Linked DNA regions of Homo sapiens: region 2 is linked to region 1. A link is a contact called in ENCODE Hi-C or POLR2A ChIA-PET data. All regions are on one chromosome and are shown on one strand. Each heading gives the region's core, a stretch centred on a gene start or an enhancer-like site at or near the end of the contact. The rest is flanking DNA. Distances are from core to core; before and after follow the strand shown.

Region 1 (6,098 bases), core at 1,681-4,180:
ATGGTTCTCTAGGAGAACGAGTCGGAGGTCCGTCTCAGCACCTTAACTTCCCAGCTGGCCACTTCTAGGTGTGGAATTGAGGAAGTGTTGCCACAGCCCACAGGTGCAGGTGAGAATGTGCGCCTGTGTTGAGGAGGCTGGGGGAGGTGGATGGAGCATTCGGCTCCACGGCCTTGGATGCGCAGACTTGTGGGGCCTTTCTCACTCTGCTTTTGTGTGGCCAGACCCCTAAGCACTGGACTCCTGTTCCCTCCAGGGACCTCTCTCCTGCTGTCTCCTCACTCTCTGCTTCTGAGAGTAAGAGATGGGGCCTATTTTTGCTCTGTCTGCCCTCCTTCCCAGGAGGCTGAGAAATAACTTGGACTGAGGCCTGCCCCATTGAAGAAGGCCTGACAGTTCTTTTTTTGCCCACTTGTCATGTTGTCTGTCTGTTCATTCATTCCCATTCATTCTCTCCAGGGTCCACCCTTACCCTCCTCTGGCTGGAGAGGACTGGGAGAGTGGCCTAGGTTTACTCCGTTCTAGGCATTGGGTCCGTCGCCCCATTTGTCTTGCTTGTTCTTCTTGCTGGTGTGTTGTGGTGGCTGGCTCTGGGTGGAGGCACAGATTTGGGTCTGGGGGTGGGCATTCAAGAAAACCCCTTGGGGCACTCAAGCCTCGCTAGCTCCAGTGAGGGAGCTCGCAAGCCAGCCAGTGTTGCTGGGGTTCTACTCAGAGCCAGAGGCCAACCAGCCAATAATAAGGTGTTACTTTGCCTTGCTCTGTCCTCCTTGCACCCCTTTCCCTTGGGGCCTCATGGGGAAGGGTGGCTGATTTGTGGTAGGATTTGGGTTTTCTGTGTCCTGGCCAGTCCCTTCATGATGCCCTGTTACTCTCACTCCTGCAGACTCTGTGTGCCTATGAGTGATGAGCAAACTTTGTTAGGTGAGTGGGGTCCAGATGGAAAATGATGGGAAAAACCATGCTAATGTCATGATGCATTGAACAGGAAAGCCACTGATGGAGATGAAAGCATTTGTGTAAAGTAGCCTGGAAGCCTGGAAAGGGAGGGGAACTGTGGGAATTGACGGGAAAGGGAAGTCAGAAGGCCTGGCTTCTAGATGGAAGTCCTGTTTGAAGGGAAAATTAGTGATGCTTAAAATACTATGTTTAACATAAATTAAAGGGGATTTTGACTAGAATCTGGAGTAAATCTTATTTGTCTGACACTTAAATCCTTGCTTCTAGAATGCCCTCTCCTTGCAAAATAACAGTATTTCAGGTTTTGGTTACAATGCTGTATGAATAGATCTTGGTTTAGAAGGGCAATTGATCAGCCCCATGTGAGAGTTATTTACAGTACCTTTCCTTTTAGTAACATCTGAAACAAAGGTTGGTTTTTTAAAAAGTCTTTGTAGCATTCCTGACAAAACTTAAGAGACTTGCCTGATGGCACCGCTACATGCAGTTTGGTTTGTAATCTAGGGACAGTTCCAGCATGCAGAGATTCAGAGTGGGTTTCTTTGTGGTTTGTCTGCACCTGCCGGAGATCTGGTGCACCTATTAAACTTACAAGGCAGCTATTAGCCACCAACTGACACCAAGATTATAGGTTAAACTCTGAATTGGTTTAAACGGTGTCATCTGTCCACCAGGGCAGAGAGCAAGGTGGGGGGCATGTGTTTGGCAAATGGTAGGAAGTCACTCCAGCCTGGGGAGGAAAGTCTGATTATTAGCAACGGTAACACACAAAGAGGAGCGGGGTTGGGGTGGGCTTGTTGGAAAAGCCTTGAACCTGGAGTCAGAGAGACCCAAGTGTTGAATCCTGATTGTGTAACTCTGGTAAGCCTCAGTTTGTCATCTTGAAAATGGGAATGATAGGCCGGGCACGGTGGCTCACGCCTGTAATCCCAGCACTTTGGGAGGCCAAGGAGGGCAGATCATGAGGTCCGGAGATTGAGACCATCCTGGCTAACACAGTGAGACCCCGTCTCTACTAAAAATAGAAAAAAATTAGCCGGGCGTGGTGGCGGGCGCCTGTAGTCTCAGCTACTTGGGAGGCTGAGGCAGGAGAATGGCGTGAACCCAGGAGGCAGAGCTTGCAGTGAGCTGAGATCGCGCCACTGCACTCCAGCCTGGGTGACAGAGCGAGACTCCATTTCAAAAAAAAGAAAAAAGAAAGAAAATGAGAATGATAATACCTGATTTACAAAACAGAATTCAATGAATTTGAATTCACACAATTCTTGCTGACGTTCACACAATTCTTGCTGACACATTCACACAATTCTTGTGACATTCACACAATTCTTGCTGACATTCTTGCTGAATTGTGACATTCACACAATTCTTGCTGACACAGTACCTCACACCTGTAATCCCAGCACTTTGGGAGATTGAGGCAGGTGGATCTCCTGAGGCCAGGAGTTCAAAACCAGCCTGGCCAACATGGCAAAACCTCATCTCTACTAAAAATACAAAAATCAGCTGGGCGTGGTGGTGCATGTCTGTAATCCCAGCTACTCGGGAGGCTGAGGCACAAGAATCGCTTGAACCTGGGAGGCGGAGGTTGCAATGAGCTGAGATCGTGCCACTGCATTCCAGCCTGGGTGATAGAGCAAGATTCTGTCTTAAAAAACAAAACAAAACAAAACAAAACAAAAAACAAAAAAAAAGCTACACCGAGCTGCCTTAGTAGAAAAATAGCAGCAGCAGCATTGAAAAGAGAATTTTGTACAAGTCTCCAGCCTGCTGAATAGGGTAATTGAGAGAAAAGTTAAGCGTGCAGCTCTGGAGTCACACAGACTTGGATTCAAGTCTTGGCTGTGATACTTACATATGCTCAGGGTGTGCGACCTAGGGTGACCTCTCTGAGCCACAGTGTCCTCATTAGGATCATGGTAACATACATATCTATAGAGTCATGAAGAGTAAATGACACTACAATACAGTGCTGGGCTCACAGCTCCGGAAATGCTCATAGGCTCCGGAAATGCTCAGTCACCTTCTCTGTTAGTCACCTTGTTCCATCAAGCAGCATTTTTTCCTCTTGCATCACCACTACTTACTCTAAACTGGATTTTACCCTGAGTAGGGTAAAATTTTTCCCCTCTTCCTACAAGTACCCCCAGAAGCTTCCTACAAGCATGCCCCAGACTTTACTAATTGCAGGCCACCTGCCCAATTTCTGCCACCATTGCCTGCCTCCTCCATTGTTATTTAATATTTCTTCAAATTAACTTTTTAATACTTAAATGCATTTAAAGAAAACTTCACATCACTATTATAAGCAAATAGCGAATAGATCTTTAAATAGAATGTCTATGAATCACCTAAAATCCTCATATGTGCTCTCAGACACATCCACGTTATACTTGGGGAAATACTGGTCTGGTCCTTTACTCTTTAAAGTGTGGTCTCTGGACCGCAGCCTCAGCATGCCTGAGAATTGTTAGAAATGCAGTATCTCAGACCCCATCCCATACCTCCTGAATGAGAATCTGCATTTTTAGAAGATCCCCAATGATGGACATACTTTTTTGGGGGGAATTTATTACATTTTTTATTGAAGTGACATTCATATGCACACTTTTAAAGTTTGAGAAGCAGTAGTCTAGGGGATCTTTAAAATCCCTTCCAACTCTGGTGTGTGCCTATAGCCCAGTGACTTGTAACTCTGGAGCAGAAGGATTGCTTGAACCCAGGAGTTTGAGGCCAGACTGGGCAACATAGCAAGACCCTGTCTCTGAAAAAAAAATTCTTCTAGTTCTAACAACAAAGGTCAACTATTGATATTACTCTCTCTCTTTCTGAAATCCAGATCCATATTTCCAACTGACATATTCTACTTCAGGCCTAAACCTTGCCTTTCCCCACCTCCTCATCCTTGTAACCTTAGAAGCATCCATCATTAACTCCTTCCTCCCTGTTCCCTGACATCAGTTCTTGCCAAGGATGCCCAACCCTGTCTCCATCAGCCTCTCTCTGTCCATTCCTATAGCTCCAATTGCACTTCCAGTCCCTTACATCTTAGTGCCTGGGCTGTCACCCTCTCCTTCATTCTCTTTCCTCCAACTCTTGACAGCTCTGTATTCTTTTTTTTTTTTTTTTGAGATGGCAGAGTCTCACTCTGTCTCCCAGGCTGGAGTGCAGTGGTGCGATCTCAGCTCACTGCAACCTCTGCCTCTTGGGTTCAGGCAATTCTCCTGCCTCAGCCTCCCAAGTAGCTAGGACTACAGGTGCCCGCCACCATGCCCAGCTAGTTTTTTTTTTTTTTTTTGAGATGGAGTCTCGCTCTGTTGCCCAGGCTGGAGTGCAGTGGCATGATCTTGGCTCACTGCAAGCTCCGCCTCCCAGGCTGGAGTGCAATGGCATGATCTTGGCTCACTGCAAGTCCCGCCTCCCAGGTTCACGCCATTCTCCCGCCTCAGCTTCCCGAGTAGCTGGGACTGTAGGTGCCCACCACCACGCCTGGCTAATTTTTTGGTATTTTTAGTAGAGACGGGGTTTCACCATGTTAGCCATGATGGTCTCCACCTCCTGACCTGGTGTTCTACCCGTCTCGGCCTCCCAAAGTGCTGGGATTAGAGGTGTGAGCCACCCCGCCAGGCCACATCCAGCTAATTTTTTGTATTTTTAGTAGAGACTGGGTTTCACCGTGTTAGCCAGGATGGTCTCGATCTCCTGACCTCATGATCCGCCTACCTCGGTCTCCCAAAGTGTTGGGATTACAGGCGTGAGCCACCGCGCCCGGCCCAGACAGCTCTGTATTCTTAAGGCAGCGTTGATCGTCTCAGTCCACTGCTCAGTTACCTTTAGTAATTCCCTATTATCTACCACATAGTAGCCAGGCTCCTTGGTCTGTCACTTAAGGCTCTCCACTAAGTGACTGATTGTGAGCTCTCACCTGCATATACCCTGAGCTGTAGATAAGTCAGAGGAGCTATTGCTTTATGTATGCAAAGCTTTCCTGCCCCTGCATCCTTGACTAAGGATTTCTCATTTCTGAAATGCATTTTTCTCCAACCTCCCTATTTGCTATCTCCATCTCTGAAAACTCTTAACAGCCTGAGAACCCTGCTCACATTTCACCCCCTCCCTGAAGCCTTCTGTGGCTCCCCAACTGCATAGCTGTCCTTACACGTCATAGCATGATGATGATCTCTGCCCAGAGGCAGTTACATTAGTACAAACCTTAACTCTTCAATTCTGTGTAGCAGGTGCCACTCCCAGTGCCACAGAGTCAATTTAATTTTCTTATAACTAAGTTTCTTTTCTGAGCTCCCCTTCTGCTTGTGAATATACCATCCCATTCCCCACCCTACTCCCTTTGCCTCAGGGCAGCATCTATATTCTAGAGGATTAGGGCCAAGGCAAGATGGGATCTCTTGCCTTGTGTCATCTGTCTATTTACTAGAATGCATGTCATCCTGTCCAGTCCTTAGTCACAGGGACTGGACAGTATGCTTCTTTGTCCCTTGTTTCCCTCTGCAAGACCTCGTTAGGTCCTGCAACTCTGCTCTTCCTGCATTGTCATCTCCCTTAGGCCCATGGGACCCTTCTTCTGCCCCACACCATGCTGGGGGCAAGGGAACTCTGCATGGTTGCCTAGCACCCGGATGCCTTAATGCAGCCCTGCCTCTCTGAGGTCTTGACAGTTCCCCTAGGGATGGGTCACCTCAGCTCTCAGAGCTTCCAAACCTGTCTGGAATTTTTTGCTGTTTCCCCCTCCCTTGGAGTTCATCCTGTTTGGAGGTTGGTTGGGAGACTTTAATCTCCTGTGGGGTCAGGAAGCCTTGTTCTTACATTATCATGTATTTTCCCCCAAAGTGTTAATTACCAGAGTCCATTCCATTCCCAACAGGGTGTAGTCTTTGAAGCTCAAAAGAAATTTTCTTCCTGCTTGTCATCCATTCCTTCCCTAAGGCAAGAAACACAAAATAGTCCTGCTGACTGAATAGGGCAAGGGCCATGGAAACCCGGAGAAAAATTCAGCATTAACGTTATAAAATATTCTCCTGCTCCATGATTTGTAAACCGCTTGAGGACAGGGAACTTGATTTCATTCATCTTAATATTTCCCTAGGGCAACTGACATAGTTCCTTGCACAGAAAAGGCA
Region 2 (6,098 bases), core at 2,198-4,697, 57 kb after region 1:
AATTAAGGATTTAAATTTGAAACATGAAACCATACACAAATATATTAGGAAAGAATATAGGTGAATATTGGCCAGGCTCGGTGGCTTATGCCTGTAATTCCAGCACTTTGGGAAGCCAAGGCAGGCAGATCATCTGAGGTCGGGAGTTTGAGACCCACCTGGCCAACATGGTGAAATCCCGTCTCTACTAAAAATACAAAAATTAGGCCGGGCGCGGTGGCTCACGCCTGTAATCTCAGCACTTTGGAAGGCCAAGATGGGCAGATCACGAGGTCAGGAGATCGAGACCATCCTGGCTAACATGGTGAAACCCTGTCTCTACTAAAAATACAAAAAAAAAAAAAAAAAAAAAAAATACAAAAATTAGCCGGGTGCGGTGGTGCATGCCTGTAATCCCAGCTACTGGGGAGGCTGAGGCAGGAGAATCACTTGAACCTGGAGGCAGAGGTTGCAGTAAGCTGAAATCATACCACTGCACTCCAGCCTGGGCAATAGAAAATGTCTCAAAAAATATATATATTTATATATATAACATATGTATGTGAATATTTAAGCTTGGATGGGAATGGCATTTCTAAGTGTGTTAGTATGTCCTAGCTGAATCTGAATCAGGAATTTGGGTGCCTTTTGGTGATCTGGTGAGCCAGCATAGACAGTGCAAGGTAGGATCTGGAGGGTTAGGAAGTAATTCCTTCACCTGTGTTTGGTTCAGCCCTTTCTCATTGCCTTTTGCAGCTGTTCCAGCCTTCCCTGGACTCAGCAGATGATTCATCCTAATGTCCAGAAGAAAAATAGACCAGGGTTTTAAAGTATAAAATAATAAATCTCATCATTTATCCTTCTCATGGTTTTCAGAGAAAGTAGTGTTCATCTTCTTGACCTAAGCCAATCCTTCTACAAGTACTTTAACATGTATTAATTTACAGTGAGAAATATTACTATGAAATACACAGGAATGCTCACATTAGCTCTTCAATGCATTCTCTCCCTGAAAGACAGTAATATGGGAAGCCAAATGATGACCTAAAGGTTTCCTTGTGGGCAAGGACCTATCCAAGCCAAGGGTGTGAATGGGACGCTCTTAATGCCTGGGGCAGAGTGTGACAGGCTCAGGATCTAAGACTGCTACAGGGGTTGTGTCCACCAGGACCTAGAGAAACACTCTACTGACTGGTGTTAACCAGTTTAAAAGAAAAATAATGGTTTGTTTCACAAAATCAATATATGTACATTGTTGAACCATTAGATAAGGAACATGAATTAATATAAATAACATTCATAATGCTTTATTTCAAAATATGCCATGGCAAATACCTTGTATATCCTTTCTAGGCAAATGCCGTATATACCTTTTCTAGCCTTTTTCTCTGCACATCTGTTAAACTGCTTAATCCCCTTCTAATTTGTTTCCTCCCCAAAAAGATGATTACCCTTATGAAAAATCACTCTAGGTAAACTGCCCGTATTGTTTGCCTCTCTAGCAGAGTTCAGCTTCTTATTTCAGCTTCTCTAACCATAAACAGTATGAGAAGACCTCTCTAGCTATAATTGTTTCACTTTTTCACTTCCTGCTTTTCAGAATTATTTCTTTGTAAAAACCCTTTGTATTGTAAACAAACAAAAAGCCAGAAACAGAAAATCTTACAAAACAAATATACAGTTTAATGAATTATTCTAAGGCAAACCCTTCCCAGGTCCACAAACATAACTGAGCTGCCTCCTCCAGAAGGTCCACCCTGGGCTCTGTCCAATCCTACTCCTTCCTTCCCCCAGAAAGTTCCTGCTGGCCCGACTTTAATCACTTCCTCATAGTTTAGAAAATAGTTTTATCACCCAAATATGTATTCCTATATACTACAGCTTGGTCTTTCCCTCTTAAAACAATTTCTTAAAAGATTCTTTAACAGATTTCTCACCATTCTTTTCTTTTCCTTAGAATTTATCTGTTGAGGCCAGGCACAGTGGCTCACGCCTGTAATCCCAGCACTTTGAGAGGCCAAGGCAAGGGGATCACCTGAGGCCAAGAGTTAGAGACCAGCCTGGCCAACATGGTGAAACCCCGTCTCTATTAAAATTACAAAAAATTAGCTGAGCATGGTGGCGGGTACCTGTAATCCTAGCTACTTGGGAGGCTGAGGCAGGAGAATTGCTTTAACCCCGGAGGCGGAGGCTGCAGTGAGCTGAGATTGCCCCTCTGCACTCCAGCCTGGGCAACAAGAGCGAAACTGCGTCTCAAAAAAAAAGAATTTATCTGTTGAAAAATTAGAGGTACTCAACCCGTAGAGTTGCCCACGGTCTGGAATTGGTCCATTTCGATCCCATGGTGCACTTCAGCGTGTTTGCCTATGTCCTTTTTATTTCCTGCAAATTGGCAACTGATTCAGAGGCTTGATCAGACTTATGGCTGATCCCTTGGGCAAGACTATAAATGGTACTGCATTTCTTCATCAGGTGGCACATCAAGTTTGCTTGTCTCTTTTTTTTTGTAATGTTAGTAGCTGTTGGTGCACATTGCCTCAGTCTTTTTGTTTGTTTGTTTGTTTGTTTTTTTGAGACGGAGTCTCACTCTGTTGCCCAGGCTAGAGCGCAGTGGTGCGATCTCAGCTCATTGCCAGCTCCGCCTCCTGGGTTCACACTTTACTCCTGCCTCAGCCTCCTGTGTAGCTGGGACTACAGGCGCCCGCCACCACGCCCGGCTGATTTTTTGTATTTTTAGTAGAGACGGGGTTTCACTGTGTTAGCCAGGATGGTCTCGATCTCCTGACCTCTTAATCCGCCCGCCTCGGCCTCCCAAAGTGCTGGGATTACAGGTGTGAGCCACCGCACCTGGCCGCCTCAGTCTTAATTCATTGGGGTTATAGGCTGCTGATGATTCTAGTTCTTTTTTCTCATTCATTCACTGGAATACTTTTTATTATAAAGAGGTGCTGTGCCTCATCTAATATTTGCTTACACAGTGGCACAATTCATATAGGAAAGGCAGAATAAATGCTTTCTCTTTATTCATCAAGTTTTTTCTTTTTTTCTTTTTTTTTTTGGAAACAGAGTCTGGCACTGTCGCCCAGGCTGGAGTGTAATGGCATGATCTCAGCTCACTGCAACCTCTGCCTCCCAGGTTGAAGTGATTCTCCTGCCTCAGCCTCCCGAGTAGCTGGGATTACAGGCGCCTGCCACCACGCCTGGCTAATTTTTTGTATTTTTAGTAGAGATGGGGTTTCACCATGTTGGCCAGGCTGGTCTCGAACTCCTGACCTCATGATCCACCCGCCTCAACCTCTCAAAGTGCTGGGATTACAGGCATGAGCCACCATGTCTGGCCTATACATCAATTTTTAAGATAATGAATTGATTCCCTGTCATCATCAAAAACTGACTTAAAAAAAAAACAAAACAAAACTATGAACTCATGGAGGTGTCTCATCATTAGGGAGGTGAGTCAGGTTGTTCAACAAGACCAAGGCTGTGGAGTCAGCCAGTGTTACTTCCTCTACATTCCATTGTTGAAAGCAAGTCCAGACACAAAGAGTGGAAGGATAGACTCCAGCTTTTGATGTAAGGAGCTGCAGAGTATTTGCCACCATTATTTAATCTGTAATATCTAGTTTTGCTGTAAATGCTTCCATGCTTTTTTGGTTTTCTGTTTCAGTGTGAGAATTCGAAGAGATTCAAAGACTATATCACCACCATGGTCTTGCCAGAATCTGCCCTCTGAGTCATTTCTTAATCTACTGATTATCTGTAGAACCAGCCTTATATAAACAAGGAAGCATCTAGCAGGTGAGGTGGCCACAACTTCTGCTCCTGATCCTCATGCGTGGCAGGCTTTGCCTCCATACTACTTGCATTACCTTGTAGACCTCCACGAAAGCCTCGAGTCCTTGTGCTTTCAGGCCCAGAAGGCCTTCTGGGTGCTCAAATGGTCCCTTCCATGCTCATTGTGCTAGGGCCACACTATGTTCCTAACAGAACTGTCCCTACTTCATGGGCACTCAGATCTGGTCCCTGGGGCCAGAAGCCTCTTACCATAACCTGTGTCCATTTCAGTCAATATCTACCATTAACTCCTTCCTGCCACCTCACCTCCTGAAGGCCTGTTTACCTGCAGACAAATAAAATCCCAAACTATATATTTGCTCCCAACCCACACTGGCTGTACGAGCCTGCCCAGTTCCAAACAGAGCCAAACTCTGAGTCCCAGTTCAGGCTCAACTGGGACATCCTAATACACGTAGAAAAACCATCCCCATCCAAGATCATATTACTATTTCCCTATATACTTTTCTGATAGCTTCATATATTATTTCATGTCATTGATTTACATTTAAACCCTAATCCATTTGGAATTTGTCTTAGTGTATTATAAGAAGTAAGAATCTAAGTTTTCCTCTAAATGAGTTGTCAGATATATTTAGACTGCTTGTTGACTAAACTGTCTTCCCCAACTGATTTGAAATCATATCCCTATTTCATTTACTGAATGCTTAGACACACACACAGTGTACTCTCTCTCTCACACACACACACACACGCACACATACACACACTTGTGTCCACCTCTGCAGCTCTCACTGTGACGTGGGCTCTGAACTTCTGAGCCTCCCGATGGCTGCCCCCAAGCACCACGTGTCACGCCATTACCCTTGCCACAAAATGGATTATGCATGTTACTCTTGTGAAGATAAGTCTCTCTGATTAGAGAAGACTGATCATATACCTTCACTCCATCTTCAAGGAAGGCCAGGAATGTGGGGCAGCAGCTTCTCTGAGAAGTAGGACTTAATGAGGTAAGTAAGCAATGTCCCAGACTTGGAAACACCCAGAAGTTACTTACACTTAAAAGGACAGCTGTCCAGCAGATACATTTATTACATGGGCTTTAGGAAGTCAGCTGGACCTTATCATACAAGTGTGTGTCTTAAAGCTGAGAGACCTCTCTGAATCCAGACCTTGAATTAATAGTCACTAACACTCACTCCATGCCAGGCCTTGTGCTAAGCTCTTTACACACATTTTCCATTAGACCTCACAACAATCTTATGAAGTGTCTACTGTCATCTCCAGTATGTATTATTATCCCCATCTCACAACTGAGGAAACCAAGGCACAGAGAGGAAGTATCATGTTCTATATCATTCAGGTAGTAAGCAATAGGCATGGACTTGAACCCAGTGGGCTGCGCATCGTTCTGCCTTTGACAAAGCCGTTTATTGTGTTGAAGACCAAATCCTGGTGCTGGGACACCACTACACTTTCCTCAGTTCAGAACTCAGTTCTGATGCCAAAACCAAAGAGAATTTTACAGGAAAATAAGGTCAACCAGATTTGAAAGAATCATCATGCATAGTTCTCTTAATGTTTTCTGAGATGAACGGGTTTCAGTACAAGGATGTTTTATTATCTTTGTTAAAATGGAAGTGTTGTCCAGGCGCGATGGCTCATGCCTGTAATCCCGGCACTTTGGGAGGCCGAGGTGGGCGGATCACCTGAGGTCAGGAGTTGAAGACCAGCCTGGCCAACATGGTGAAACCCCGTCTCTACTAAAAATACAAAAATTAGCCAGGTGTGGTGGACATCTGTAATCCCAGCTACTCTGGAGGCTGAGGCAGGAGAATCACCTGAACCCAGGAGGCGGAGCTTGCAGTGAGCCAAGATTACGCCACTGCACTCCAGCCTGGGTGACAGAGTGAGAGCCCGTCTCAAAAAAAAAAAAAAAAAAGGAAGTGTTGAACATTCTTGTTGGTTTTGTCCTTCTTTACCCTGTTATACTGGGAATTGTGTCCCGAAGGAATAATGTCACATGAACTTAGTTCCCAGGCCCCAACTTCAGGGTCACTGTAGAGTTCTGGAAACCTTTGTAGAACAGTTCCTGTTCTCACCCCTTCATATGCATTCTTTCAGTTTTTCCAGACAGAATCAGCGGCCAATTTGGAGACACAAATACTTAAAACAATCCCACTTCCTACCTTGCCATAAATACATGAGCATAAGCTCTGGTTGTGAAATTCAATGCTTATTTGGCTCAAGGTTAAATTGTAAAGGAGCTTTAAGGGCCCCATTTAGGATGGAGATAAATGCACAAATGAAAATGCACATAACTC

The links. A loop is a pair of places that touch in the nucleus more often than their neighbours do. ChIA-PET counts read pairs that join two places held with the same protein, here RNA polymerase II (POLR2A). Pooled maps may share reads with other maps.
Region 2: a loop to region 1 is called in a map of MCF 10A, with 5 times the contacts of the local background. The contact joins two enhancer-like sites. A Hi-C loop is called at or near these places in 4 of 168 maps with a recorded cell type or tissue (IMR-90, MCF 10A, aorta and 1 more) and 2 of 50 pooled maps. POLR2A ChIA-PET finds 5 or more read pairs at or near these places in 3 of 52 experiments (AG04449, T-cell and endothelial cell of umbilical vein).

The regions. Positions count from the first base shown.
Region 1 is chr5:142,469,546-142,475,643 of GRCh38, forward strand. No RefSeq gene overlaps it. Among named protein-coding and RNA genes, the nearest start is that of SPRY4-AS1, 150 kb to the left of the region's middle. RefSeq lists enhancers at 2,759-3,053, 4,955-5,523, 5,524-6,091. Within about 2 kb of position 2,931, at least 7 of the 41 ENCODE cell types and tissues checked have a DNase peak (open chromatin) inside an H3K27ac peak, as active enhancers do; they include endothelial cell of umbilical vein, where a contact is called at or near this core.
Region 2 is chr5:142,526,349-142,532,446 of GRCh38, forward strand. No RefSeq gene overlaps it. Among named protein-coding and RNA genes, the nearest start is that of FGF1, 160 kb to the right of the region's middle. Within about 2 kb of position 3,448, at least 4 of the 41 ENCODE cell types and tissues checked have a DNase peak (open chromatin) inside an H3K27ac peak, as active enhancers do; they include endothelial cell of umbilical vein, where a contact is called at or near this core.